Linked DNA regions of Homo sapiens: region 2 is linked to region 1. Evidence: chromatin loops called from intact Hi-C (ENCODE). Cell type or tissue: A673. All regions are shown on one strand. Each heading gives the region's core, and the rest is flanking DNA. Links, peaks and the distances in the headings are about the cores only.

What was found. A loop is a pair of places that touch in the nucleus more often than their neighbours do. Peaks named below come from ENCODE experiments on the same cell type or tissue, not always from the same donor. Only the 100,000 strongest peaks of a DNase experiment are listed, where the experiment ranks them.
Region 2: it touches region 1 in a loop (4-fold over the local background); 1 of 110 quality-filtered maps calls a loop at or near these places.

The regions. Positions count from the first base shown.
Region 1 is chr10:12,537,029-12,547,247 of GRCh38, forward strand. The region is part of intron 1 of CAMK1D (calcium/calmodulin dependent protein kinase ID); the gene reads left to right. Among named protein-coding and RNA genes, the nearest start is that of MIR4480, 37 kb to the right of the region's middle. RefSeq lists a silencer at 3,507-3,556. In A673, for the core only: no CTCF peak of the experiment used is centred there; DNase peaks (open chromatin) are centred at 2,813, 3,523, 4,863 and 5,443; H3K27ac peaks cover 4,690 bases.
Region 2 is chr10:12,208,085-12,225,375 of GRCh38, forward strand. It overlaps CDC123 (cell division cycle 123), which reads left to right. Exons shown (of 13, transcript NM_006023.3): 3 at 1,883-1,940; 4 at 2,206-2,238; 5 at 7,656-7,751; 6 at 9,277-9,383. Among named protein-coding and RNA genes, the nearest start is that of CDC123, 21 kb to the left of the region's middle. In A673, for the core only: no CTCF peak of the experiment used is centred there; DNase peaks (open chromatin) are centred at 12,507 and 13,427; H3K4me3 peaks cover 189 bases; H3K27ac peaks cover 5,704 bases.

The DNA.
Region 1 (10,219 bases), core at 815-8,814:
ACTTTTACTAGGAATCTCTGTTGTTTTTGTGGGTTTTCACTTTTTCTTCTTCTTTTTTTTTGAGATGGTGTCTCCCTCTGTTGCCCAGGCTGGAGTGCAGTGGTGTGATCTCAGCTCACTGCAACCTCCACCTCCTGGGATCAAGTGATTCTCCTTCCTCAACCTCCCAAGTAGCTGGGATTACACATGTGTACCACTGTGCCCGGCTAATTTTTGTCTTTTTAGTAGAGACAGGGTTTTGCCATGTTGGCAAGGCTGGTCTCGAACTCCTGACCTCAAGTGATCCGCCTGCCTTGACCTCCCAAAGTGGTAGGATTGCAGAAGTGAACCACCGCACCCAGCCTAATGCTTTTATTTTTATAGAATAGAGTTCTTAAAATGTAATTTAACAGGTATAGCCAGATTAGTTTCCCAAAATGTTGTAGCAATTTATACTTAGCAACTCTCCCACATAACTTTACCTTTTCCCAACCTGCTGAGAAAAAGCCTGCCTTGCTGAGGTTTTGTTTAGCATTTTTGCGACTGCTAGTGAGTGTTGAGCATCAGTTAATATGCTCGTTGGCCATTCTGTGAATTGTATGTCTGTATCCTTCCCCGCATCTGCAGGCCCGGACTGTCTCTGCTGGGCATGATTTCTGTGCACAGTGAGTGCCCCTGGAATTGTGCACATGGCTGTGTTAGTGGGAAGCCCTTGGCATAACAGGGCTATTATCTCTTTATTAATATTGTATTAGTAGGACTTGAATATTTTCCCCTTTCCGCTGAGACTTTTGGATTTTGCATTTTGCTTAAGAAGATTAACCTATGTATATCTTCTAATTCTTTTCCCCTAAAATGTTCCAACATTTTCATTGTATTTTTTTAATTTAGAAATTTAATCAACCTGAATTCTTCAAGGAACCCAGATTATCTTTCTATGTAATTAAGCACGGCCAAGGCATTGGAACTCACTGACTGAATATCACTTGCTGGATGCCGTATCAAATGCTAGGCCGAAGAACAATGACACGACTTGTGTTCCATCTTTTCCTTTTTAAAATGTACTCTCTGATCTTTCCTGTTCTGCGCACTGTGAGGCCCGTGGAAAGGGGAAGGCACCGTCAGCCACTAGCTGGGAACATACAGGGAAAATAGACCCGCTTAGTTTAGATTATGCTGGACTTGGTATTTTTGTTTCAAAATCCAGTAAAGAAACATGGTCCGTATCATTGCCTGTGACATTTACCCTCAGGAAAGATGCCAGCACTGAAGCATCCTGGTGGCTGACAGGTGATCTCTTTAGCTCTGTGACCCTCGCGTTTATAAGAGGTGAGACATGGTGATTTGTTCCTGCAGGTGAAGGGAAGGGAACAGTGACTGGAGAAAGGGAGGTCATTTTGCTGCTGCTTGTGAGATGTATCTGATTGAACGGTGAAAATGATCTGTGTATCCAGTTTTTATGTTTAAGCAGACTTTTCAGAAGCACTGAATTGTATGGCACGTGGGACAGTGTTAAATCATGCTAGTATTACATTTTTGTGTGTATGGTTTAGATACATTTCCAGAACGTATTGCTGACATACGCATTGTCTTGCGATGATGAGGATGGAGTGCCAGTTCCAGGAAGGGCCCGAGGAGGTGCAGGCCAGTTGCTAGGCGTCCAGCAGACTAGTGATTAGATGCAGAAGAGCATTATTATTCTCCATCCAGCCAGTACTGTGCAGAAAACAAACACACAGACCGTGCATGCTTAAGGCTTTCCCCACTTGGTGGGGTCCCAGGGCAGGTCAGGAGCTCTCCCTCGCAGCTTTTATCTGAAGTGGTGGGGGAGGGGGGCAGTGGAACTCATGTCCATATTGCAGGTGGCAAAACTGAGGCAAAAAAAAAAAAAAAAAAAGAGAAAGGAAGAGTGTAGGCAGCCTCATGGGAGAATCGAGACAAGAGCAACAGGCCTTGTCTCAAACAAGACAGGTGGTCTCAAACTCCTGTCCTCAAGCAATCCTCCTGCCTTGGTCTCCCAAAGTGCTGGGATTACAGGCATGAGCCACCACGCCTGGCCTCCGTCGTATTTTTAGATTGTAACTTACTTAACCAGTCCTCCATTAATGGATATTTAGGATTTTTCCAGTGTTCTGCTATTTCAAACTTTTATTGATTGTTTTAAGCCAGAATATTGATTTTTTTTTAACACAGACACAGCCAAACGTCCCTTTAATGTAGTAATTGTTTTACCTATAAGGACTCTGTTTTTTTATGGAATAGCTTGAAGCATACTTAAAGAGTGTATTGATGTGTGTTTAGTTAGCTGGGAGCTTAACAGAATTTTCCTTTAAGGTACTTGTTGAGACATCTGCCCTGAATGAGAATGGAAATAAGCTCAAAAGAGTGCCTAAAGTCAGAGGATCTGGTGAGTGGGAATGGCCAGATGAGGGATGGCCAGTTGGGATTAATCATGAACATTCTGTCCCGTCGTTGCTTCACCATTCAGGTTTTGCCAACCATGTGACAATGGAGCTATGCGGCTGGCATTGGGAGCATGTTGGATGTTTGTAGCAGTCAGAGAGCAGAACATGAGCATCTGCTAGGTCTGGTTCCCCCACCATCAGGGATGGGAGTGAGAAAGGGGAGTTCCCCTCTGAAGAGCCACCCCTGCAGGGAGAAATCTGTCTCCAACAGGAGATCTGGGAAGACCATAGTGAGAAGTGCTGTCGAAGAGGTCCGCACAGGTGATGAACAAAGGGGGTATCCTGGGGGTTGCAGTTTCATCCACGTCAGTACCTTTGTCATCCAAGGAAAATGCACCCTGGCAACAAATGCATGCATGGCCCACATGGACACTTTATTTGCCCTGGAGTGTTGCCAGCTTTTTAAGCTGTAGCTATGAGGAGATTTTGTAATCTCAAAAAGAGGTGAATTTTTTTAAGAGACAGGGTCTCACTCTGTCACACTGTAGGCTGGAGTGCAATGGTGATCATAGCTCATTGTAACTTTGAACTCCTGGGCTCAGGCGATCCACTCACCTCAGCCTCCCAAGTAAGTAGGACTACAGGTGTGTGCAACTACACCTAGCTAATTTTTTCTTTTTTCTTTTCTTTTTTTTTTGGAGAGTTGGGGGTCTTGCTCTGTTATCCAGGCTGGTCTCCAACTCCTGGCCTCAAGTGATCCTCCTGCCTTGGCCTCTCAAACTGTTGGGATTACAGGCGTGAGCCACTATGCCTGGCTTGAATATTTTATTCTGCCTCTGCCTTCAAAAACCAGGCTTCCATGGATGCTCCCTGTTGGTATAAGAAAAAAAAATGATTGACTCACTTTGGTTCCATATCAACCTTTAACAAATGGCATGAAAAGAGCAGAGATAAAATGTGGGAGCCTGTCAGAGAAGTGAAGGAGGAAAGGAAGGAGTGCTATTAAACAAAGCGTGTGTTTTAGAGTGTGGCAGTAGGCACTCATGTGGAATTTATTTGTCTTCTGCGTTTGGATCAGTGAGGCTGTTAACAGTAAAGACTTAGTGCCGCAGAAACACCTGCAGAAACCAAAGATATCACAAGCAATAATTGTGTCAGCATTTTGATGCCTTCTCCCTGTGACAAGTATTGTCATAACCTAGACCTGCCCTGGTGGTTTCAGACATAGGATTGTACTCAGAATGAAAACTGATCTGGACAGAAATTAAGCTAATCGTGTGGGTATTTAAGAATGTCTCATCATGGTTCTTGAAGCTATTATGCAGGATTGCTTATCATTGTGGAATTCACCAGTTAAAGAGGAAGATGAGAACGTTTCAGTAAGAAAGCGTAACTATTTTGAAGGATCTGTCTGTTCCTAAGCATCTACCTACTAAAGTTAAGGATATGTTTCTAATTTGAACTGGTTGGTCGGGCACTGGTCCCAGTTAATGAGAACCTGAGTTATAGGTTTTTTTTTTTTTTTTTAAGAAAAAGAATTTCGATACTTTTAGCTTAAGCGTTAGCATAAACAAATGTATGGCTTACTGTGTAATTGTCAGGTGGAGGGCTTTAAAAGACACATTTTAATGAATAGACATTGTATCTAAATTGGATATCCATTTTCTTGGATTCATATTTGTTCTTCAAGCCTGTGAAAGCAAGTCTTTTTGCTGTGTTTGCTTGGCAGAACTTTATTTTCCAGATTGGGCCTGGCTTTTCTTCGGTCAGTGTGCTGAATTAGCACTACAAAATGTCATTAGTGGTGTGTGATTTAGTGAAGATTTTTAGCTGAAGATTCTATCAGAAGGAGTTAATGTCAGTTCTAAAATTGCCAAGTTTCTGCCTGGAGAGTTGCGTACACATTGAACATTGAGACCATTGACTTCACTACTGGTTTTTTGTTTTTCTTTCTTTTCTTTTTTTGTTTAAGATGGAGTCTTGCTCTGTGACCCAGGCTGGAGTGCAGTGACGTGATCTCAGCTCACTGCAACCTCCGCTGCCTGGGTTCAAGCAGTTCTCCTGCCTCAGCCTCCTGAGTAGCTGGGATTACAGGCGTGTGCCACCACGCCTGGCTAATTTTTCTATTTTTAGAGACAGGGTTTCACCATGTTGGTCAGGCTGGTCTCGAACTCCTGAGCTTGTGATTCACCCGCCTTGGCCCCCCAAAAGTGCTGGGATTACAGGCGTGAGCCACTGCGCCCAGCTGACTTCACTACTGTTATGGTCCATTCGGATTCTCTGGGGTCTGTAAGGGTTGGAGTTAGCAAACAGGTTTTTCTGTTTGAAGAATTGATTCTGATCTGGAACAATAGGTCTAAAAGGCACCTGTCTGTTTCCTAGACGGTCTCAAGCCAAGTACCACTGACTTCACTTTTTGCTGTGTTTTATCTTCCTTCCTTCCTTCCTTCCTTCCTTCCTTCCTTCCTTCCTTCCTTTTTTTTTTTCAGGTCTCTCTTTGTCACCCTGGCTGGAGTGCAGCGGTGCAATCACAGCTTACTGCAGCCTCAGCCACCCAGCCCAAGTGATCCTCCCACCTCAGCTTCGTGAGTAGCTGGGACAATAGGCATGCACCACCATGGCAGGATAATTTTTGAATTTTTTTCTGGTAGAGATGGGGTTTTACCTTTTTGGCCAGGCTGGTCTGGAACTCCTGGTCTTAAGTGATCCTCCTGCCTTGGCCTCCCAAAGTGCTGGGATTACAGGCATGAGCCATGGAACCCCAGCTTTTCAGTGTTTTAAAACCAGCCTTTAATATTGTGCTGACGTGACACTGGGGAAAATAATATGCTTAGTAGAAAAGAACATTTTAATTTATGGTCGGAGGCTGGGGGGTAACGTCTGCAGGCCCAGTTACACAGTCTGGTAAGGGCAATAGGCTGGAAGCGATGCTGTTAATAAAGTTAATAACACCATCAGTCTGATTTGTATGTAGAATGACTAAAAAGCATAGAAAGGCAAAGAGCCAATAATAGCTACACTAAGCTAATAGGGCAGGTCATTTCAGCACCATCTGATTATTTCTTGGTCTAATTTGGGATGGATATAATTTCACCGAGTGGTTGGTTTAGTGAACTGTCATGAATCAAAAAGACAGCTCCCAAATCCCTGATTCTTGTTAAAAGTCAGAGGAGTCCTCTTGAGGTTTCATCAGTTCCATTCGACTAAGAGTTTTGGAGCACCTAAAATATGCAAGTCACAGCACATTGTTCAGAGGCTACATTTTTGACCATTTTGTGATTAAATTGCTCTTGTATGAGAAAAGAATTTATTTTAAATTGATGTGCACTTATTTATTTATTTATTTTTGAGACCGAGTCTCGCTCTGTCGCCCAGGCTGGAGTGCAGCAGTGTGAACTCAGCTCGCTGCAACAACCTCCGCCTCCCGGGTTTGAGCAATTCTCCTGCCTCAGCCTCCCAAGTAGCTGGGATTACAGGCATGCGCCACCATGCCCGGCTCATTTTTGTATTTTAGGTAGAGATGGGGTTTCATCATGTTGGCCAGACCGCTCTTGAACTCCTGACCTCAGGTGATTCCCCACTCCTCGGCCACCCAAAGTGTTGGGATTACAGGCGTGAGCCACCATTCCTGGCTATTATTATTATTTCTTTTTGAGATGGAGTCTTGCTCTGTCACCCAGGCTGGAGTGCAGTGGCACGATCTTGGCTCACTGCAACCTCCACTTCCTGGGTTCAAGTGATTCTCCTGTCTCAGCCTCCCGAGTTGCCGGGATTATAGGCACCCACCACCACGCCCGGCTAATTTTTGTATTTTTTCTATAGAGACGGGTTTATGCATGGTGGCCAGGCTGGTCTCAAACTCCTGACCTCATGTGATCTAACCGCCTTGGCCTCCCAAAGTGCTGGGATTACAGGTGTTAGCCACCACGCCTGGCCATTGCCCAATTATTAACAACTTTAGGTTAAATAGTAAAGGTATTAGAAACTGGAAAAGATTATGAGAAACTGGGATAGAAACAGATTCTCATTTCCATTTTTTATAATAATAATTGGTAGTGAGGAGGGAGTTAGCCAGTGTATCTCTGGGCTTGGCTTGGCTCTGAGTTCTGGGCCCAGCATAAGCTGAAGGTCTGGAGTTAAGATGCTCAGAATGACTCTATGATAATTTTTTAACTACTGGTAGGTACATGTCTATCTAAAGCACAGGAGAAGGATAAAAAACCAGTTCACAAACCCTTCAATGTCTGTTTTTAGCCAAGGCATCCTTAGGGCACACGCATTTTTGTGTTGCTTTTTCAGAGAACTCAGGAAGAAAAGGCATTCCCAGAGCCCAGCCCACTTCTTTTCTTTGCCCTGCCACTCACTGGTCGCTTGGACCTCAGATCGTTTCACTTGGAGAGGACTGAGAGAGGACTGGGTATACATTTAACAGCATGGAGAGCCAACCATCCTAACACCACAGTCCATTGAAACTGACTAGATAAAGCAAAGCAAAACAGCTTTTATTTTCCAGAGCCATCATTTATGAAGTTAAAAGCCTAAGTAGTCATTTAGAATTCTTTCATCACTATGGAAAATGGGATGGTTTCCTTTAGTCTTGGAAATTCAGCTCTCAAAAGATTATTTCCTCGCAGGCACCTGGCTTACAATCAGGATGAGCTGCCTGTGGGTGATGATTTGATTTTCTTTGAAATATGGGGAAAAGGAGGAAGGATTCAACTTTTGCAATTTGTACAGCCTATCATCAGGTGAAGAAAACATTTAGCATTTCAAGATTAAATTTTTATTTGACTTTTCCAGTAATTTATCACAGAGATTCCTTTTTGATGGAAATTTGGTGTTTTTTAAATAGAATAATGGCTTTCTTTATCATTCAAATAAATGTCTTGTCACAACTTGAAAAAAATGCAATTTTTGAAACACTGGAATTTTTATTTCTCCCACAGTTATGCATTTTATAAAGTCCTTTCATCTGTATAAAAATCTGCTGTCTCTTTTTACCAAATTTTACTTATTCAACAAGGATGAAGGTTTATAGGGAGAAAATATCATAAATTAACAAATTTAAGACTTTTTCCAGTCAAAACAAACAGTGATCTCAGGATTATTCAACTGTATAATATTACTTAAGCATTCAGGCACATAAGTGCATGTTTTAAAATAAATCAGGAAGGACTCAAATAATTTTTATGCCTCAAGAGAAACCTTTGAGGTTCTTTCTGCACAGGCTTGCATTGAAACTTAAAGAAACATATTACGGAGGAGAAAAGAGATGGTACTGTTTTCTAGTACTAGTGTTGAGTGGATAGTACTAGTGTTGAGTGGATAGTACTAGTATTGAGTGGATGGTACTAGTGTTGAGTGGATAGTACTAGTGTTGAGTGGATAGTACTAGTGTTGAGTGGATAGTACTAGTGTTAAGTGGATAGTACTAGTGTTGAGTGGATAGTACTAGTGTTGAGTGGATGGTACTAGTGTTGAGTGGATGGTACTAGTGTTGAGCGGAAGGTCATTAGGATACATTACTTACTTTGCAGATCTGCAGCACAGGAGAAGGGTGAAGAGCCTGATGGGGAATCAGAGGAGAGCCCCCAATAATGGTGATCATCAGAAGTGTCTTGAGCACCAGTTGGTACAAGTATTATTAGGTCTGAAGACACAGAAACAGAATGCATGCAACTCCTGTTCTCATACAGGAAGCATGTTAAGGACTGTAATGGGATGTGTACATGGGATAGGTAATGTACGTTTAAGCCACATTTTTTTCAGAATGAGGGCATCATTCTGCGTAGGTGAGAAGCAATTGAGAAAAACCTCAGGTGTTCGAGACCAGCCTGGTCAACATGGTGAAAACTAGTCTCTACTAAAAAAACAAAAAAACAAAAAAACTAGCTGGACATGGTGGTGTGCGTCTGTAGTTTTAGCTACTCAGGATACTGAGGCAGGAGAATTGCTTGAACCCCAGAGGCGGGGGTTGCAGTGAGCTAGATGACGCCACTGCACTCCAGCCTGGGTGACAGAGCGAGACTCCATCTCACAGTAAAAAAAAAAAAAAAAAAAAAAAGGAGGAAATATACCATCTGGGCCTTTGAAAAATACATGGAATTAGCCGGGCGCAGTGGCTCACACCTGTAATCCTAGCACTTTGGGAGGTTGAGGTGGGCGGATCACGAGGTCAGGAGATCGAGACCATCCTGGCCAACATGGTGAAACCCCGTCTCTACTAAAAATACAAAAATTAGCTGGGCGTGGTGGCGGGCACCTGTAATCCCAGCTACTTGGGAGGCTGAGGCAGGGGAATCGCTTGAACCAGGGAGTCGGAGGTTGCAGTGAGCCACGATGGCAGCACTGCACTCCAGCCCGGGTGACAGAGCGAGACTCCGTCTCAAAAAAGAAAAAGAAAAAGACATGGAATTTTGCCAAGCAGAAAGAAAAAGGAATGAATGACGTTCAGGGAAGGAGGGGGTGGGCAGAACTTGAACAAAGGCCAGTGGCGTGAAAGGCCGCTGTGTGTTTTGGAAACTAGCTGTTCAGCGGTGTGGTTGGGTTGAGCTGACATGTGTACGGCGTGGAGTGTTTGTACTGGGGACAGTGGCTGTAGTGACAGATGAGCCTGCGAAGTTGGGGTTAGGTTTAGAAAGGCTTTGAATGCCACGGGTAACGTGCAAAGGGATTTGAACTCGATCCCATAGACATGAAACCTCAAAGATTTAAGTAGGGTAATGACATAATCAAATCTTATTTCCAGAAGAGTAATTTCAGTAACAGATAGGAGATAGCAGGTAGCAGTGGGCTCGCTGGGGGCTACGGGACCAGGAAGGAGTGGTGGATATATTGCAGAAGTGAGAGAAGGAGGACATGAACCAGAGCCACGATGAAGGGATGGAGGAGCGGGCGGGCATTTGAGAGTCTTGTCAGCGGAAAACCTGAACGTAGTTGGTGATGGAAATGACAGAGACAGAGAGCAGTAAAGTAGACAGGTTTCTAGACCACATTACTGATTAAATGAAAAAGAGAAGTTTTGGGGTGAAGATAACTGTTTCACTTTGGTTATGGTGCTTTTGAGAGTCTGGGAAGGGCCTTTGTGGGTAGAGAAGGTGAGGTTTGCACATGAGAGAGATTAAAATATGGATGAAGGTTACCAGCCCAAATGTCCAACAATGATAGACTGGATTAAGAAAATGTGGCACATATACACCATGGAATACTATGCAGCCATAAAAAATGATGAGTTCATGTCCTTTGTAGGGACATGGATGAAGCTGGAAACCATCATTCTCAGCAAACTATCGCAAGGACAGAAAACCAAACACCGCATGTTCTCACTCATAGGTGGGAAGTGAACAATGAGAACACATGGACACAGGAAGGGGAACATCACACACCGGGGACTGTTGTGGGGTGGGGGTGGGGGAGGGATAGCATTAGGAGATATACCTAATGCTAAATGACGAGTTAATGGGTGCAGCACACCAACATGGCACATGTATAGATATGTAACAAACCTGCACGTGGTGCACATGTACCGTAAAACTTAAAGTATAATAATAATTAAAAAAAATATGGATGAAGGTTAGGAGGCCATCAAAGGACCAGAAGGGGCTCAGACTGTGGAAACAGCTGAGATTTCCATGTAGAGGATACAGACTAGAAAGAAGGAAAGGTTGCAGATGAAACCTTGGGGGCCCATTGATGTTTGAAGGGAGGAAGAGGAGATGGAGATGGAGCGGAAATGGACATAAAGGCAGAAGGAGAGAACGATGCTGTAGAACCAAGAAGCAAAGAACTTTAGGAAGGAGGTCAAGGCAAAAACCAGTAGGATGAGCAGTGAGAGG
Region 2 (17,291 bases), core at 8,982-16,981, 320 kb before region 1:
CATTGTCCTTGGGATCTTTTTTTTAGTAGAGTTTCCAGAGGGAACACAGAGATAAAAGCACATGTTTAACCAGAATCTTCCTTTTCCTTTTCTTTCTTTAGTCTTTGCATAGCTGCTATGCTAGTTTTTATGATTATTTTTCTCAATGATATGAGTTATTCCTAGGCTAGTTATTTGTAGTTGTGTGTTGAGGAGGGGCCAGAGTGGTGTTCTGAGTCTTCCCTCTGAGTTCTTTCAGCCTCTGATTCCCTCTAGGCAATGAAGATGGGCTGCTGGGTGGCCCTTTTCAGCCCTTGTGTTGCAGGTGAGCAGTGACTATTTGGGGCCAATGGTGTGGGTGGTAAGAAGAATTTACCATGACAGTTGGAGGCAGAGAAAGGCAAATTTATTAGAGAAAGTGTGAAAATATGTTGCAAGGGTACAATGGGCAGGTCAGCAAGAAAGGAGCTGACTGCAGGGAGACAGAGGCTTGCTGGGGATTTTATAAGATGGTACTTGTGCTGTGTCCTGAAGAGGGCTTTGTGCAGCGCTGATAATGCCAAGGTTGCAGTGAGCTCACTTGCATTTTTCTGTCAATTGAGGGTGCGGTAATAGCTGGGCATGGAAAGATAGTGAGTTACTTGCGCAGGAGGGCTGTGTGTCCTGGACCATGAAGAAAGGCAGACTTACAGCTTATCTGCCTTGTCTTTTTGCTTTCTTCTGCTCCCGCCAGTCCAACTCCTCTTCCCTAATGAGGACTGCACACCTCGCTTTGCTTCTGCCTTCTTCAAAGACAGCATGCCTGTTTATTTTCCCCTCTCTCTCTCACCCTTTGCTGTGGTTCAGTCTAGATGCAGAATGAATTTCTGACACCAGCCCGCACACCCTGTTTTCACTGTGCAAAGAAAAGATTCTTGGTTTTGCCCCCACAGTAGTTCCATCATCTGTGTAGACAGGTCTTCAGACATTCGCTTCTGGTGTCTTCCTTTATCCTATTCCATCTTTCCTTTCTTGAGAGAACTTTCTCATATACTGAGGTTCAGAGTCTAGATGATTCTCAGTATTATCAGCAATGGAGTCTTTTTTTCCCTTTCCCTTGTTTTTAATGATATCTGAGAACAGGACAGAAAGGTTTTATTCTGTCATCTCTTCATGCAACTGTACTCTCATTTATTTATTTCTTCTTTTTTTGAGACGGGGTCTCACTCTCTTGCCCAGGCTATAGTGCAGCGGTGTGATCTTAGGTCATTGTAGCCTCAAACTCTTGGGCTCAAGGGATCCTTCTGTGTCAGCTTCCTGAATAGCTGTGACCACAGGTGTTCTCCTTCACACCTGGATAATTTTTAATTTTTTTGTAAAGACAGAGTCTCTGTGTTACCCAGGCTGGTCTCAAACTCCTGGGCTCAAGCAATCCTCCCATCTCAGCCTCTCAAAGTGCTGAAATTACAGGTGTGAGCCACCATGACTGGCCTTGTTCTTCAATTTTAAGGCTTTTATTTTTATTTATTTATTTTTGAGACAGTGTTTTACGTTGTCACCCAGGCTGGAGTGCAGTGGCACGATCTTAACTCACTGCAGCCTCGACCTCCCATGTTCAAGTGATCAGTCCTCCCACCTCAGCCCCCCAAATAGCTGGGACTACAGGCGCATGCCACCTCGCCCAGCTAATTTCTGTGTATTTTGTAGAGACAGGGTTTTGCCATGTAGTCCAAGCTGATCTCTACCTCCTGACCTCAAGCGATCCACTCACTCAGCCTGCCAGAGTGCTAGGATTACAGGTGTGAGCCACCACACCTAGCCTAATTTTAAGGCTATTTAAAAACATATACTCAGTACCCCTGAAATTAGGAGCATGCGGTGCCCAAGTCCTTTTCTTTCTTGATGTTTGTTTGTGTTTTTTTAGGGATGATCCACCAACACATTCTCAGCCAGACAGTGATGATGAAGCAGAAGAAATACAGGTTGGTACCAAATAAAATAATCTGTTCTGTAGACTGTTGTAATTTAAATGATCTCTGAGATGGTTCTGACTTGTAGATCTTATCTTACATCTGATAAAATGAGAAATTACGTGAGAATCTTACTTTGACATATATTTTCACATATGCTGTATTCCGGAAAAGATGTCTCCTGTTTGATTTATAATTTTTAGATGGAGCACTGCTTTTTGAAGCCCAGTGCAGTATTTAAATTTAATGTTTTATTTTTTTCCTCTTTTTCATGCAGTGGTCTGATGATGAGAACACAGCCACGCTTACGGTAAGAGCACAGCAGACTCAGCGTGGGGACAGCCTCACACTGTCACACAAGGGTTAGCGTCAAGGTTTAAGTGCATACCTCTCTTAAATTCCTAGTCAGTCACCATCTCATATATTATTTTCCCTGTGGGCTGTCGTTTTTATTTTGAAAAATAACTTGAAGCATCATTTAGCAGGCAAACATGATTTGCCCTTTTTCCCTTTGATTGCAAAGGAAATATTTCGAGTGCGTATTTGATGCCTTGACTTCTGTTAAGCTCTGACTCTCTGCAAGAAGGAATTACGCCTAACATTAAACTCTGAGATTCCTAAATCTCTGGAACATAAAGTGAAAATCTGTATTTCCTTATTCAAGTATATTTATTTAGTTAGTTAGTTGTTTTGTGTATTTATTTTTGAGACAGATTCTTGCTCTGTCGCCCAGGCAGGAGTGCAGTGGTGTGATCTTGGCTCACTGCAACCTCCGCCTCCCAGGTTCAAGCTATTCTCCTGCCTCAGCCTCCTGAGTAGCTGGGATTACAGTCACCTGACACCATGCCCGGCTAATTTTTGTATTTTTAGTAGTGACAGGGTTTCACCATGTTAGCCATGGTAGTCTCGAACTCCTGACCTCATGTGATAACACCCGCCTCGGCCTCCCAAAGTCCTGAGATTACAGTTCTGAGCCACAGCACCTGGCCTCAAGCGTATTTAAATGGCATAAAAATTACTGTTTCTTTCAAGCGAGAGTAGAGAGGTATGTGACTTTTACCAGTGTTTTACATAAAAATGTAGAAGTTATCAAGCATATTACAGTGTTTCAGGATAAGAGTGCTGTTGTGAAAGTTAACCTAAAATTTTTTAAATGAAGGTATTTTTAAAGGAGTGAGTGAAGCAAATGATCTATTTCTAAAAATAGGTGAATGAAACTCCTCATACCTTGAGTTGACGGGAAAGTTTTTAGTGAAACTCCTTACAAGTAAATGTAAAGGCAGAAATACAGAAAACTAGTTTTGTGGGAGGGTCTGTTCTAATCCAGCTCTAGATAAGAAGATACTTGTTTATTTTAATGAACAAGATATGATTGCCAGGATAGAAGAAAAAAAAAGAAGTGGAGCTGCTCAAAACTGACATATTTCTTTAGATTTAAAAAGGGAAGCCTGCCAGCAGGTGCCTAAGTGGAAAGTTTGCGTGTTTCATTTACTCCAGATGCCATTCAGATCACTCTCCTTTTATGAAAATTCCATTCAGTGTCATGTAAATGTTACTTATCTGCCATACTCAGGGCACTAAACTAGATTCCGTGAGATGAACAAAGATGAATATGATTTCATTTCCACCATTAGGGGTTTGTAAACCAGTGGGAAAGGTGACACAGGCAGGGGGAGATGACAGTGCTGTCAGATCAGAGACAGCAGTTACAGCTGAGGGCACCAGAATGCCTGACAGGACAAGTGGTATCTGACCTGGATTTTAATAGTGGTGGGGAGTATCAGTATCAACTCATTTTTAAATATGTATAGATGGGCCTGGCGCGGTGGCCGATGCCTGTAATTCCAGCACTTTGGGAGGCCAAGGTGGGTGGATTACTTGAGGACCAACATGGTGAAACCCCGTCTCTACTAAAAACACAAAAAGCTAGCCAGGCATGGTGGTAGACGCCTGTAATACCGGCTACTTGGGAGGCTGAGGCAGGAGAATTGCTTGAACCCAGGAGGTGGAGGTTGCAGTGAACCAAGATTGCGCCACTGCACTCCAGCCTGGGTGACAGAGAGAGACTCCGTCTCAAAAAATAAAATAAAATAAAATAAATATGTATAGATGATAGATACAGCAATTAATAATATAAAGGTGTGTGTGTGTATTTACCAAACTCTGCTCACTAAGAAGTTTTAGAATCAATGACATGTAACATCCTGGTAGCAGTGAGCACGCCTGATGCCTTGATCTTGGTTTCTAAATACCATTCTCCACTAAACAAAATTGAAGCTTCTTGGAGATATTCTGGACTGGGATTGGGAAAGTAAAAATGAGCCTGCAACAACTTGTGCCAGAAACTGTGGAAGTGCTGAAACAATGATGTGACATGACAAAAAGATGCCAGAAGCTAGCTTTGGGCTCTCACTGTCTAAAAATATGAGCATCATAACAAATAGAGTTTGAGTATTCTTAATCCCCAAATTCAAAATTGAAAATGCTCCAAATTCCAAAACTTTTTAAAAAGACTGACTATCACTGTGTTGCCCAGGCTGCACTCAAACTTCTGGGCTCAAGTGATCCTTCTGCTTCAGCTTCCTGAGTAGCAGGTACTGCAGGTGTGTGCCAGCATGCTTAGCTCCCAAAACTTTACGAGCACTAACATGACACCACAAGTGGAAAATTCCACACCTGACCTCATGTGACAGGTACAGCCACAATGCAGGTGCACAACCCAGCTCATTCAGCCTCCCCAAGGGAAAAATGAAATTACCTTCAGGCCGTGTGCATAAGGTGTATATGAAACGTAAATGACTTTTGTGTTTAGATTTGGGTCCCATCCCCATTATGTATATGCAAATATTCTGAAATCCAAAACACTTCTGGTCTTACCCATTTTGGATAAGGGATACTCTATGTGAAGTATAAGAATAGGTTATGACCTATTGACTAAAATAAGAATTGCTGATCCCATAGTGACATACATAAGTGATTAAATAAGTGGGGAAAAAAGGAAGCTTGTCTTTATAGTACTAAAGGCACTAACTAATACATGTAGTAGGAATGATGGAATTAGGAATTACTATTTGGCAACCATTGTAATAATATTTGATTGAATAGATGCTAAAATTAGTGGGTGAATATACAGTGAGAAAGAGGATAGTTCCATCTTTTCTAAGTATCTTCACCCAAATTACTTACTGTTTGCGCAAAGAAAAATAGTAATGTTACAATGCAAAGACCTGGCAGCCAAGTGATCAGTATTAACCTTGTCAGTGATGGGACAGACCTGTCATGTGTGCCTCCTGATACGATGCATGGGAAGGACACCACCTGTCACAGCTGCGCAGCCTGAGTCTGCTTGGGAGGAGACATCCAACAGACTCAACTTTTAGAAATTGTATAGAGTAGTTGCCCTGAACTTTTCAAAAACGTCAAGGTCATAAATGGTAAGAACAACAGAGAGAGGAACTGCCACAGATTGAAGAAGATTAAAGGGACCTGACAACTAGATTTAGTCCATGATTCTGGCTAGACTGGATGCCTGGACCAGAAAAAAAGTTTCAGTTTTTTTTTTTTCTGTAGAAGACGTTACTAGGACACTTGGCAAATTTTGAATAAGATCTGTATTGTGTCAGTGTTAGTTCCGTGATTTTGATAGATAATTTATAGAAAATGGTAAAATCATGACTCATATAAAACTCTTTAATGCGTGTTGAAGATGTTATTTAACTCATGAGGGAACCAGACAGATTGTTAGAACTGGTTCAAAAGAGAATCCAAAGAAAAGATATATTTTTAGATCAGGAATATTGAAATGAGTATGTAAATGAGGCAAAACTGGTTTTGCCTCCCTGCAGTATGGGAGAAAAGACAATTGGACCTCTTCCAGATGAGATAGAAATTGCCTGTCCGTAAGAATTAGTTCATGTCACTATCACTTACCTAGAATTTGCCAAGTTGTAAAGTAGCTCACAGACCTGGCTAAAAACAGATAACCTAGAAGGTTGTGCTGTATGTAAACAGTACATAGTCTTCCACTTAAGACTGTGCATAAACTTTTTATAATTTAAATTTGTTTTAGGATTCTTATGGCAGGTTATCCTAAAGTTGAATAATTTTGAGGATTTGAGGGGACTGATCACATCTTTTAAAAGGCATACATGAAAAGTAATCCTTAGATGTCAAGCTTTATGGGATAGGAAAATTAAATTGCTTTGTCTTTGAAAGTTGAATTCTTTCCCGTTGTAAAGTTTGTGCAACAATGCCGTTCATAGGAAATACTGCCAGTGCCCATCTCACAGAAGTGGGGTTTATGGCTAGAGCGGTAGGGGAGCCAAGTCAGCCGCTTCAGGCAATTATAAGGAAATGCCCTCACATAAATCATAATTGCTTTGGATGGGGAGAGATGAATGGAAAATAAAGGACTCAGTGCTGCTGTTCATTTTGAAAACCTCTCTAAATTACTCTAGTCTCATTTCATGTATCTAAGCTGAAGTCGTCTAGTGGAAGATAGATAGTTATTAACCAGTCTAGAGGTCAGATTTATCTGTAACAGAAAGAAAGGCAGCCTAATTGGACCTTAAGCTCTCGTTTTTATTCCCTAGCCTTTTGCTCAAAGCTGTTTCTTGTTTTGGGGGATATATGACCATGTTTTAAAACTCATTTCTTTGGTCTTTTCTCAGACTCTTGTCACAGTTTTTTCTCTCGCATAGCTGGGTTAGATCTTGGGGATCCACATAACTATTTGATGTCATCTTGGAATGTGTAGTTTAGTTAATTCAAGATGTAGTCTGTCTTTTTTTTTTCCTAGGGAAGAAGTTGATTACTGGATTTTTTCAGAACTTATAGTTGCCCGATAGGGGGCAGCAATCCTCTTTACAGGGTATAAATGAAAATTAATGACTGCGTGGAGAATCTGTTAATGTTTTTGTTTTTTTATGTCTCTTGAGGGCCCTACTTCCCCCTCTCTTACTTACCTTTTTTTCTTTCTTATGTCCATAAGCTCCTGTGATAGTGACCTAGGCTCAAGGCAGGACATAATGACATCAGGCTTAAGTTCCTGTTTAACAGCAGTATTTCTATTCACTTCCGGGTCGAAACAAACACAGAACGTTTTGGTCACTAGCTTATATAAAATATGCATTTTAAAAATCATCCAAACAGGAAAGAACGTTTTACCTTGACTAAGGTTCACATTTTGAGTTTTGCTTGTTTTAAAACTTGTCTGGAAATAGCAGTGTTTAAATACAGTTTGCCACATCATTTATTTTTCATTCTCTCCGTGGCTTTGGGGAATACCATATGGCTAAGACTCTTCCTGCAAGTGGAAGGGCTTCTAGCTCTTCAAGTAGGGATGTTATTTCTGACAACTAGAGTATTGCTACAGGTGATATTCCACCTGTCTATTTTCTCTTGATGAATGCTGGTTTTATGTCGGTGTACAGAGAACCATTCACTCCTTCCTCACATCCTCAGAAGCCTAGTGACTTGTGTCATTTCAGCTTTGCAGGCTTTGATTGTCTGGAAAATGCCATTTAAGCAGCTGATTATTTTATTTCTCTTTTTGGTAAATGTACTTTATCACTGATTTTATTTAGCTGGGTTCAGAAATTCTGATAGTAATTTGTATTCTAAATTCTGTTTTTAACACCCTAAACTATAACCTTGAGATTTTGATCTTGTTTTATATATATACTGTGATGATATTGACGTGCCCAATGATTTCTTCTCTCTCTGTAGGCACCAGAATTTCCTGAGTTTGCCACTAAAGTCCAGGAAGCTATCAATTCCCTCGGGGGCAGTGTCTTTCCTAAGCTTAATTGGAGTGCCCCAAGGGTAGGAACACATAAGTAATTCTCTTACTGTTTGAATATTCTTTGTTTTGCTGTTTATTTCATTTCATATCCCTACAGAGGGTCTAATTATATTCCTAATTCTAGGAAAAATACTGTGGAATTTATTATTAATTTCCCTCTACTGTTTTACTTTCCGGATTTTGCTATACACTTGCCTGGGTCTGTGAAATACTGTATATTCTGCCAAAAGGTAGTTTCCACGTCTTGTGTTGCTGATTGTTTTTGAATTCTGAGGAAATTCATACTCTGCCCTTTTCAAAACTTCAGCTGTTCAGTTTAACAGAGAAATTTTTCTTTGTTGAAAAGTAATAAAAATAAAAAAAGTAATAGTGTCATAGGCTATAGAAATAGAGTGGTTGGAGAAGTCAACTGATCTTTTCTTAAATTGTGTCTTATTATTTTAATACTGCATTGACAAGATTTTTATAAAAGTTAAGGCCTGTGGAAAAATCCGTTAGTTGTTTTAATCCAATAGAAAACAGTTTTGTATTAGCAAAGCTTATTTAAGGAATCAGAGACCTATTTGTAATTTCAAAAGTTATCTCATGCCTTTTTTATTCTAAAATGAATGATAATTTGTACTTAATCTAAGTTTTGTTTTTACTTTTATTATTTTTTCTTTTTTGTTTTTACTTCTAAAAATTAATTATACTCTACATGTACAGAATTTAAAATTTCAAATAGATTTGGAAGCTTGCCATGAAAATCAGCAGGTCTTGACACCTATTTTACTTCACCATTTCCTACTCCCCAGAGGTAGCTGTTTTCAAATATTTTAGTACTTTTCTTCCATGTAGTGTGGATAACTGGATAGTGGTTTGCAACTGTTAGTTTTCTCAAAATTCTGTTATATCCTGTGTCTGATCTGTCTGTGGGAGAGTTGTATTTTTTAAATGACTTAATTATTCTGTAATTTTTAGGCATGTTCCACTGAGCTTTGTGCCTGCTTTGCATTTGCCTTCCCATCTTTTGTTCTTATGTATGAGACATTCACCATTTAAAGTTGTAGTGGTTCAGAATAGCTCACCTCCTTCTCTTTCAGATTTGATAGACGTGGGGTGTAACTGCTCCAGCCGCCAAAGTTCAAGTGTTTGGCTGCCACTCCCCAGAAACGGGAAGAGTGGAAATTGATCTCTCTTTTCTTGGAGAGTAGCTGGTCAGGCTATTTCTTTACTACCTTAATCTTGTAGCCAAAATGTCGATGTTTCTGATACCTCATTTTCTTCTCTTCTATTATCAGTAAGAAAAACACTGGGAAGTACTTAGGCCTGGGCTGAAATGTGAGGACCCTGACATCTCAGTGTTCATAACCAAGTGTCTGAAATGCAGTGGTGACGCTTTTTGTTGTTAAGCATAATTTAACATTTGACAGTACTGCTTAAATTTACTTGACTTTCTTCCTTAAACCCTTGAAGTGATATGCATTATTGATTTTGTTATAGGCCTGAGCATTCATAGCAGCCAACATGGAATATGGACTAAATAGCATGTGCTTCATTCTTTAGGATGCGTATTGGATAGCAATGAATAGTTCTCTGAAATGTAAAACCCTCAGCGACATCTTTCTGCTTTTCAAGAGTTCCGATTTCATCACTCGTGACTTCACTCAGCCGTAAGTATCTCTTATTCTCTCATGTCAATAGTTTCAGTATTTGTGCAAATTTCTCTATAGATGAAATTCCATTACTTATAGTACTATTATAAATCATAGCTCCATATAACAAAGCTATTTCATATTGCCAAAATGACCTGTTAAAGCAAATCTTTCTTTTCCCTTTATAGAAAATGGTGTATAATGAATATCTGAAAATGTTAAGGACTTCCTGCGTCTCTGCCCATTAAACATTTCAGTAATTTTTTTTCTATTATAAAACTGATAAATATTTATCATAGAAAAGCAAAATTAGGGATTACAGCTAAATAAAAACAGGAAATATAAAAGCTCTCATGGCCGGGCGCGGTGGCTCACGCCTGGGATTCCCAGCACTTTGGGAGGCCAAGACAGGTGGATCACCTGAGGTCAGGAGTTCAAGACCAGCCTGGCCAATATAGTGAATCCCCGTCTCTACTAAAAATACAAAAAATTAGCCGGGCGTGGTGGCACGTGCCTATAGTCTCAGCTACTCGGGAGGCTGAGGCAGGAGAATGGCTTGAACCCGGGAGGCGGAGTTTGTAGTGAGCCGAGATTGCGTGCCACTGCACTGTAGCCTGGGCGACAGAGCGAGACTCCATCTCAAAACAAACAAAAACAAAAGCACTCATGATCTTGCCACAATTGGTTATTATATTTCTAGAATTCTATCTATAGATAAATATAATATAAATACATCTATCTCTACCTATATACAGATTTTTTTAATGGGATCCTATAGTTTGTATTTCTTTTTTTTTCTTTTTTTTTTTTTTTTTGAGGCAGGGTCTCACTCTGTCTCCCAGGCTGGAGTGCAGTGGCACGATCTCAGCTCAGTGCAACCTCTGGGTTCAAGCGATTCTCTTGCCTCAGCCTCCCAAGTAGCCGGGACTACAGGCATGCACCACCACACCCGGCTAATTTTTTATATTTTTAGTAGAGGCAGGGTTTCACCATATTGGCCAGGCTGGTCTCGAACTCCTGACCTTGTGATCTGCCTGCCTTGGCCTCCCAACGTGTTAGGCTTACAGGTGTGAGCCACCACGCCAAGCCTGTGGTTTATATTTCTTAGTGGGCTGCTTTTGCACTTACCAGTGTGACATCATTGCGTGTCTAAATTCATTATTTTCCATTCCCTTAGTGCTGCGCCTCTGGAGAGCTGTACCATGACATATTTGACCTACCCTCTGTTCTTCCAGAGCTGCAATGAATATCCTTGAGCTAACTCTTTGTGCACTCCCCTAATTTTCTCCTTAGGATAAGTTTCTAGAAGTGGAATTGCTGTATTTCTTTCCTTTTGCCAGTCACTCTATAGCTAAAGAATTTGACAGTGCAGTCAGCGTTGTAGGTGGACGGAATACCTGCCCTGCTGAGCCGCAGGTGCTCTCTTTATGCTTCTTTTGTTGTCTTCAAATAGCAGCTATTTTTCTAGGTTTTTCTTCCTGTTGCATCTTAAACAGACCAGTTATCTCAGGTAAACTCATCTTTAAACTGGTCTTTAAAGCATATCCCAGAACCTAGAAGCAGGAGCATGAGAGTGAAAATCTTGCATAAGCATGCCACTTCCGCCCTGTCCAGTTGAGTTTGTCCTGCCAGTTCGTTCCATGTCAGACTCAAATCCTTTTTTTGAAGTGGATCGTGGCATGAATAACTTAAGTTCACTACGTGTCGGTCGTGCATCAACTCTGGCGTGTGAGCTCTGCAGCTTGGACATAAGGTTGTAGTATTATATTAATTCAAGAAAGGGAAGTTAAGTAATCAGTGAGTGTGGTTGTGTTACATCGTATTACATGTTTATTGTATAAGGATTTTACTTGTATTGGTATTTCTAGTTTTATAGAAAAAAGTGTGTGTGTGTGGTGTGTGTCTGTGTGTCTGTGTCTGTGTGTGTGTGTTTAATAGAGATGGGGTCTCACTATGTTGCCCAAGCTGGTCTCAAACTCCTGGTCTCAAGTGATCCTTCTGTGCCTGAGCAAGTATTGTTTTGACATTTAATTGTCAACCCTCTGGTTGTGTTGGCACAGGTGTTGGTAGCCTGTTTTAGTAACCAGTAGTATTTTCATTCTAGGAGATACCCTCTGAAAAATAGAACAAAGTTGTGGCTCTTTTTTCCATTGTAAAGCTTTTTGACATCTAATGCTTTAAGAGGTCTTAAAATATGTTACACTGAAAATGCTGTCTACTTGATAATTCAACTGATAATGGTTTTTTTTTTTTTTGACGGAGTCTCACTCTGTCGCCCAGGCTGGAGTGCAGTGGTGCAATCTTGGCTCACTGCAACCTCCGCCTCCTGGGTTGAAGCAGTTCTTCTGCCTCAGCCTCCCAAGTAGCTGGGATTACAGGCGCATGGCTACCACGCCCAGCTAATTTTTTTTTGTATTTTTAGTAAAGACGGTGTTTCACCACGTTAGCCAGGATGGTCTCCATCTCCTCACCTCGTGATCCGCCTGCCTAGGCCTCCCAAAGTGCTGGAATTACAGGCGTGGGCCACCGCACCCGGCCATGCCCAACTAATTTTTGTATTTTTAGTAGAGAAGCGGATTCACCTTGTTGGTCAGGCTGGTCTTGAACTCCTGATCTCGTGATCCGCCCGCCTTGGCTTCCTGAAGTGCTGGGATTACAAGCGTGAGCCACTGTGCCTGGCCCTTATAAGGATTTTTATATGCCTTTAGTGTCAGTTGCAGTGAGTGTGGGAAGACACTTTTGCCTTTCCAGAACTAACTATAAATTGCTTTTAATTCTGAGGCTGATGTTTTTTTTAAATCAGCTTTGCAATTTAATGATCAGCTGCCTCCTCTTAAGCTACGTCTTGCTTTTTATCTTCGTTTAACTGATGTTCCAGTGGATGGTATGAATAATAGTCTGTTGTTTTGCATTTTGTACTTTTTGACTTTTGCATGGCAAGGAAGTTAAATCAGCAAGTGAGTTTGAGGTCTTGGATTTAGAGTGTTTACCCACAAAATGCCATCCTTCTGCTATTATAAATAATTGGGAATTGGCAGGAGCAAATGCCAAGCACTGGGCTTTCAGCCTTTTAGCTGGGCGCTACTAACGTGTCACTTTGTCTAGAAGTAACTGTTGGTAGTTGCTTAGCAATTAATCGGTTGCATAACAGGAAGTGTTGCCATCACATAAAAATTCCTTATTGATAGAACTCAGTAAAGATGAATGTTTGTCACAAAGGCCTTGAAGAGCTCTTAAAAGATTAAATGCTGGGTGTGGTGGCTCATGCCTGTAATCCCAGCACTTTGGGAGGCCGAGGTGGGCGGATCATGAGGTCAGGAGATCCAGATCATCCTGGCTAACACGGTGAAACCCCGTCTCTACTGAAAATACAAAAAATTAGCCGGGCGTGGTGGCGGGCGCCTGCAGTCCTAGCTACTCGGGAGGCTGAGGCAGGAGAATGGCGTGAACCCGGGAGGCGGAGCTTGCAGTGAGCTGAGATCGCGCCACTGCACTTCAGCCTGGGCGACAGAGCGAGACTTTGTCTCAAAAAAAAAAAAAAGTTATAGATTCATTCTTTCCAAAATACTTCCCATTAAAATATTATATAATAGAACATTTAATATAATACAGTTATATATAATATGTATAAATTTATATAACATAAAAATGAGATTATGTTGTTTATACTATTTTGAGGCTTGACTTGACAAAAAAAAAATGTTACAGTCAGAATTGCAAGTTAACAGAAGCCGAAAATAGCTTACACATGGGATTTAAAAAATACATTATTTAACGAGGAGCCTGGAGATTGGGTATTTTTAGGAATGCTCAGTGGCTCACCAAGGTCGCCAGGGCTCTTTCAGGCCCTTTCCTTCCACCATCCTTGACTTAGTGGCTCGGTCTTTGGGTTTCTCACCTAATGGTTAAAAGATTGCTGCTACAGTTCCAAGTATCTGTCATATGAAGACATGACCATATCTCAACCAGAAACAGGAGGGATAGGTTGTTTCCTCTTGTTCTTTTCTGTATGTGAACGAGTAAAGCATTCCTGGAGGCCTCCTGGGAGACTTCCTCTCAGCCCTCATTGGTCACAGTTACCCAGCCTAATCCAGTAGTTGGCAAAGGGAGCAGAATTGCTGTGATTCGTTTAGATCAAGCTTGTCCAAGCTGCAGCAGCCCGTGGGCCATGGCCCGGGATGGCTTTGAATGTGCCACAACACAAATTCATAAACTTTCAAACATCGTAAGATTTTTTTTGAGATTTTTATTTTTTTAATTTGTATTTATTTATTTATTAAAATTTCATTTATTAAATTTATTTTTTAAATAAATTTTATTAAAATTTATTTATTTATTTATTTTTTATTTACTTATTTTTTAGCTCATCAGCTATCATTAGTGTTAGTGTATTTTATATGTGGCCCAAGACAATTCTTCCTCTAATGTTTCCCAGGGAAGCTAAAAGTTTGGACACCCCTGGTTAGACCAAGGTTCTCGACACAAGCATGCGTCAGGGTTATCCAGAGAGTTAGATGAAACACAGGTTCCTGGGCTCCAGGGTTTCTGGTCCAGCAGGCCTGGAGGGGGCCTAAGCAGATCATTTCTAACCTGTTCCCAGGCAATGTGGATCCGCTGGTCCAGGCCCACGCCTTGGTGGCTGCTTAGATGAGTCAGCACATGCATCTCAATGATTAGAGAGGGAACCAGGAAGCACAAATGCTCCCAGCATCTGAACAATCCAGGTTCCATTGGACAGGCTGAAGATGGGAATCCTGGAGGGTAGACAGCTAGTGCTGTCTCCCTGCCTATAATGTACTCTAGAAAATACTGCTTTTTTCTTTCCTGTTCTTCAAATGGTTACTGTAGACAAAAAGCTTTAAAAAGTGGAGGTTGACATATGACATGTGGCCGGGCGCGGTGGCTCACGCCTGTAATCCCAGCACTTTGGGAGGCTGAGGTGGGTGGATCACGAGGTCAGGAGTTCGAGACCAGCCTGGCCAACATGGTGAAACCCTGACTCTACTAAAAATACAAAAAAGAGAGAAAGAAAGAAATATGACACACATAAATTTGCTGACTGTGTTATTTGCCAAGATATAAACATTCTATGTTATTAAACTTGCTGAGTCACAGGCTGCTTTCATTATTTTATTGTCACTTCAGTGGGCTGAGTAGACAAGAAAACATTTTGATACTCAATTGGCATTTAGAAAAAAGGGCTGAGTGAAAAAATAAATTTGTTAATTGTTTCTCTGAGGGGCTCATGATGAAGGAGAAATACATTTGACTGCAGGTCAGGGAATTTGATTTGTCTTAGTAATTTTTTTTTAAAATTTTTTCAAGATAGAGTCTCACTCTGTCACCCAGGCTGAAATGCAATGATGCGATCTTGGCTCACTGCACCCTCTGCCTCCCACAGTCCCAGACCGACATGCTCATCACTGGATATGTTACATTTGTCCTCTTTTTTTTTTTTTTGAGACGGAGTCTCGCTCTGTTGCCCAGGCTGGAGTGCAGTGGCGTGATCGTGGCTCACTGCAAGCTCCGCCTCCCGGGTTCACGCCATTCTCCTGCCTCAGCCTCCCGAGTAGCTGGGACTACAGGCGCCTGCCACCATGCCTGGCTAATTTTTTTTTGTATTTTTAGTAGAGACGGGGTTTCACCGTATTAGCCAGGATGGTCTCAATCTCCTGACCTCATGATCCGCCCACCTTGGTCTCCCGAAGTGCTGGGATTACAGGCTTGAGCCAGTGTGCCTGGCCCATTTGTCATCTTTCAGTGTGCAAAATATTTGGAACAGCACGAGAGAAACGGTGTGTTGATTATAATTATTATTCGTTTATGTATTTTATTTTATTTTTATTTTTTTCTTGAGACAGAGTCTCGCTCTGTCACCCAGGCTGGAGTCCAATGGCATGATCTTGGCTCACTGCAACCGCTGCCTCCCAGGTTCAAGCAGTTGTCCTGCCTCAGCCTCCCAAGTAGCTGGGACTGTAGGCGCACGCCACCACGCCTGGATAATTTTTGTATTTTTAGTAGAGACAGGGTCTCACCATGTTGGCCAGGCTGGTCTTGAACTCCTGACCTCAAGTGATCCACCTGCCTCGGCCTCCCAGAGTGCTGGGATTATAGGCATGAGCCACTACACCGGGCCTAATTATAATTATGAAGTCCACAAAAAATAGCATGTCAGTCCCAAGGCATGTTTAGGGCATAATAAATATACCTATTTATAGTAAGGCCATTTGGCTGGCAGAAAAGCTAAGTCTTCTTTGAGCTGAGGATGATTTGGGTAGTAATAAAATAAAAAAATGTGGCACTCCTTTTATTTTTTTTTGGTAAAATTATTTCAGTGTTTATTTTGCTTCTGAGTAAAGACAAGGGATGTGTAATTATCTGTCATTGACGTACACTATGTATTTCCCCCTGTATTTTTATTTTTTTATTTCAGTAGGTTTGGGGGAACAGGTGGTGTTTGGTTACATGGGTACATTCTTTAGTGGTGATTTCTGAGCTTTTGGTGCACCCATCACCTGAGCAGTGTACACTGTACCCAACGTGTAGTCTTTTATCCCTCGCCAACCCTCACCCTTTCCCCTGAGTCCCAGAAGTCCAGTGTATCATTTTTATGCCTTTGCGTCTTCATAGCTTAGCTCCCACTTACAAGTGAGAACATACGATGTTTGGTTTTCCGTTCCTGCGTTACTTCACTTGGAATAATAGTCTCCAGTTCCATCCAGGTTGCTGCAAATGCCATTATTTTGTTCCTTAAAAAAAAAAAAAAGACATCTGATTAGTCATCAGTACTAGTTAAGCATATTTCTTTAGTTTGGGGATAGAATATTTTTTCTTTTCCTTTCTTTTTTTTTTTCTTTCCTTTCTAAAAATTTGTGTCTATAACATTGCTTTCCAAAATTCCTGTTAACTGGCAAATATTAAAGTGTAGTAAAAATATGCTGGCATAATTTCATAGTAGCTTTCATCAAAGTAGGCCTTTGGGATTTTGCTTTTTTTTTCTTTGGAATAAAATCTTTGCTATTATTATACCTGAGAATTCTTTTAGTTTGCCACTTACATTGTAAATAATGTAACATTTATTACTTAATCACATTTGTGTTTATTTTAGAATTTTCATAGCTTGCTAGAGGGACTATAATTATTCTGCCAAGAATTTGAACTTTGAATTCAACATAAGAGCCTCCTTTCAGCTTAGACTACAAATTAGTGACTGTAGTTGAATACCACGTTCTTTTGGTACTTTGTTGAAAATTTCAGTTGAAGAAATCTTCCAAATTAATGTTAAATAGTAACCCAGGAAAAAAATTTGGGGAATATTTTGTGGTGGTGGTGGTTTTTTTGTTTTTGTTTTTGTTTTTTCTTGAGACGGAGCCTTTTTGTCGTGGGAAATGTGCTGAGTCCTCCAGTGACCTTGGTGGGATTTAGGGTAGCCAGACTGAGTTTTCTAGCTGAAGCTGCGGCCCTGAAGGCTATGCTTGGGGTCCGAGCTGCTCCAGTTTGATGCTTCCTTCCTTTTCCCTATTTCTTCCTTTCCCCAAGAATGGTGCAGACTTCCTGCTGAGGCCTGTAGTTGGTGGACAGGCATATCCTGGCGCTTTTCCCAAGAACCCCTTACAGAGCTTGAACTGCAGCTACTCCTCAGAATAATGATTTCTAAAATATGGGCTGGGTGCGGTGGCTCACATCTGTAATCCCAGCACTTTGGGAGGCCGAGGCAGGTGGATTACCTAAGGTCGGGAGTTTGAGACCAGCCTGACCAACTCGATGAAACCCCATCTCTACTAAAAATACAAAAATTAGCTGGGCTTGGTGGCACACGCCTGTAATCCCAGCTACTTGGGAGGCTGAGGCAGGAGAATTGCTTGAGCCCGGGAGACGGAGGTTGCAGTGAGCCAAGATCGTGCCACTGCGCTCCAGCCTGGCCAC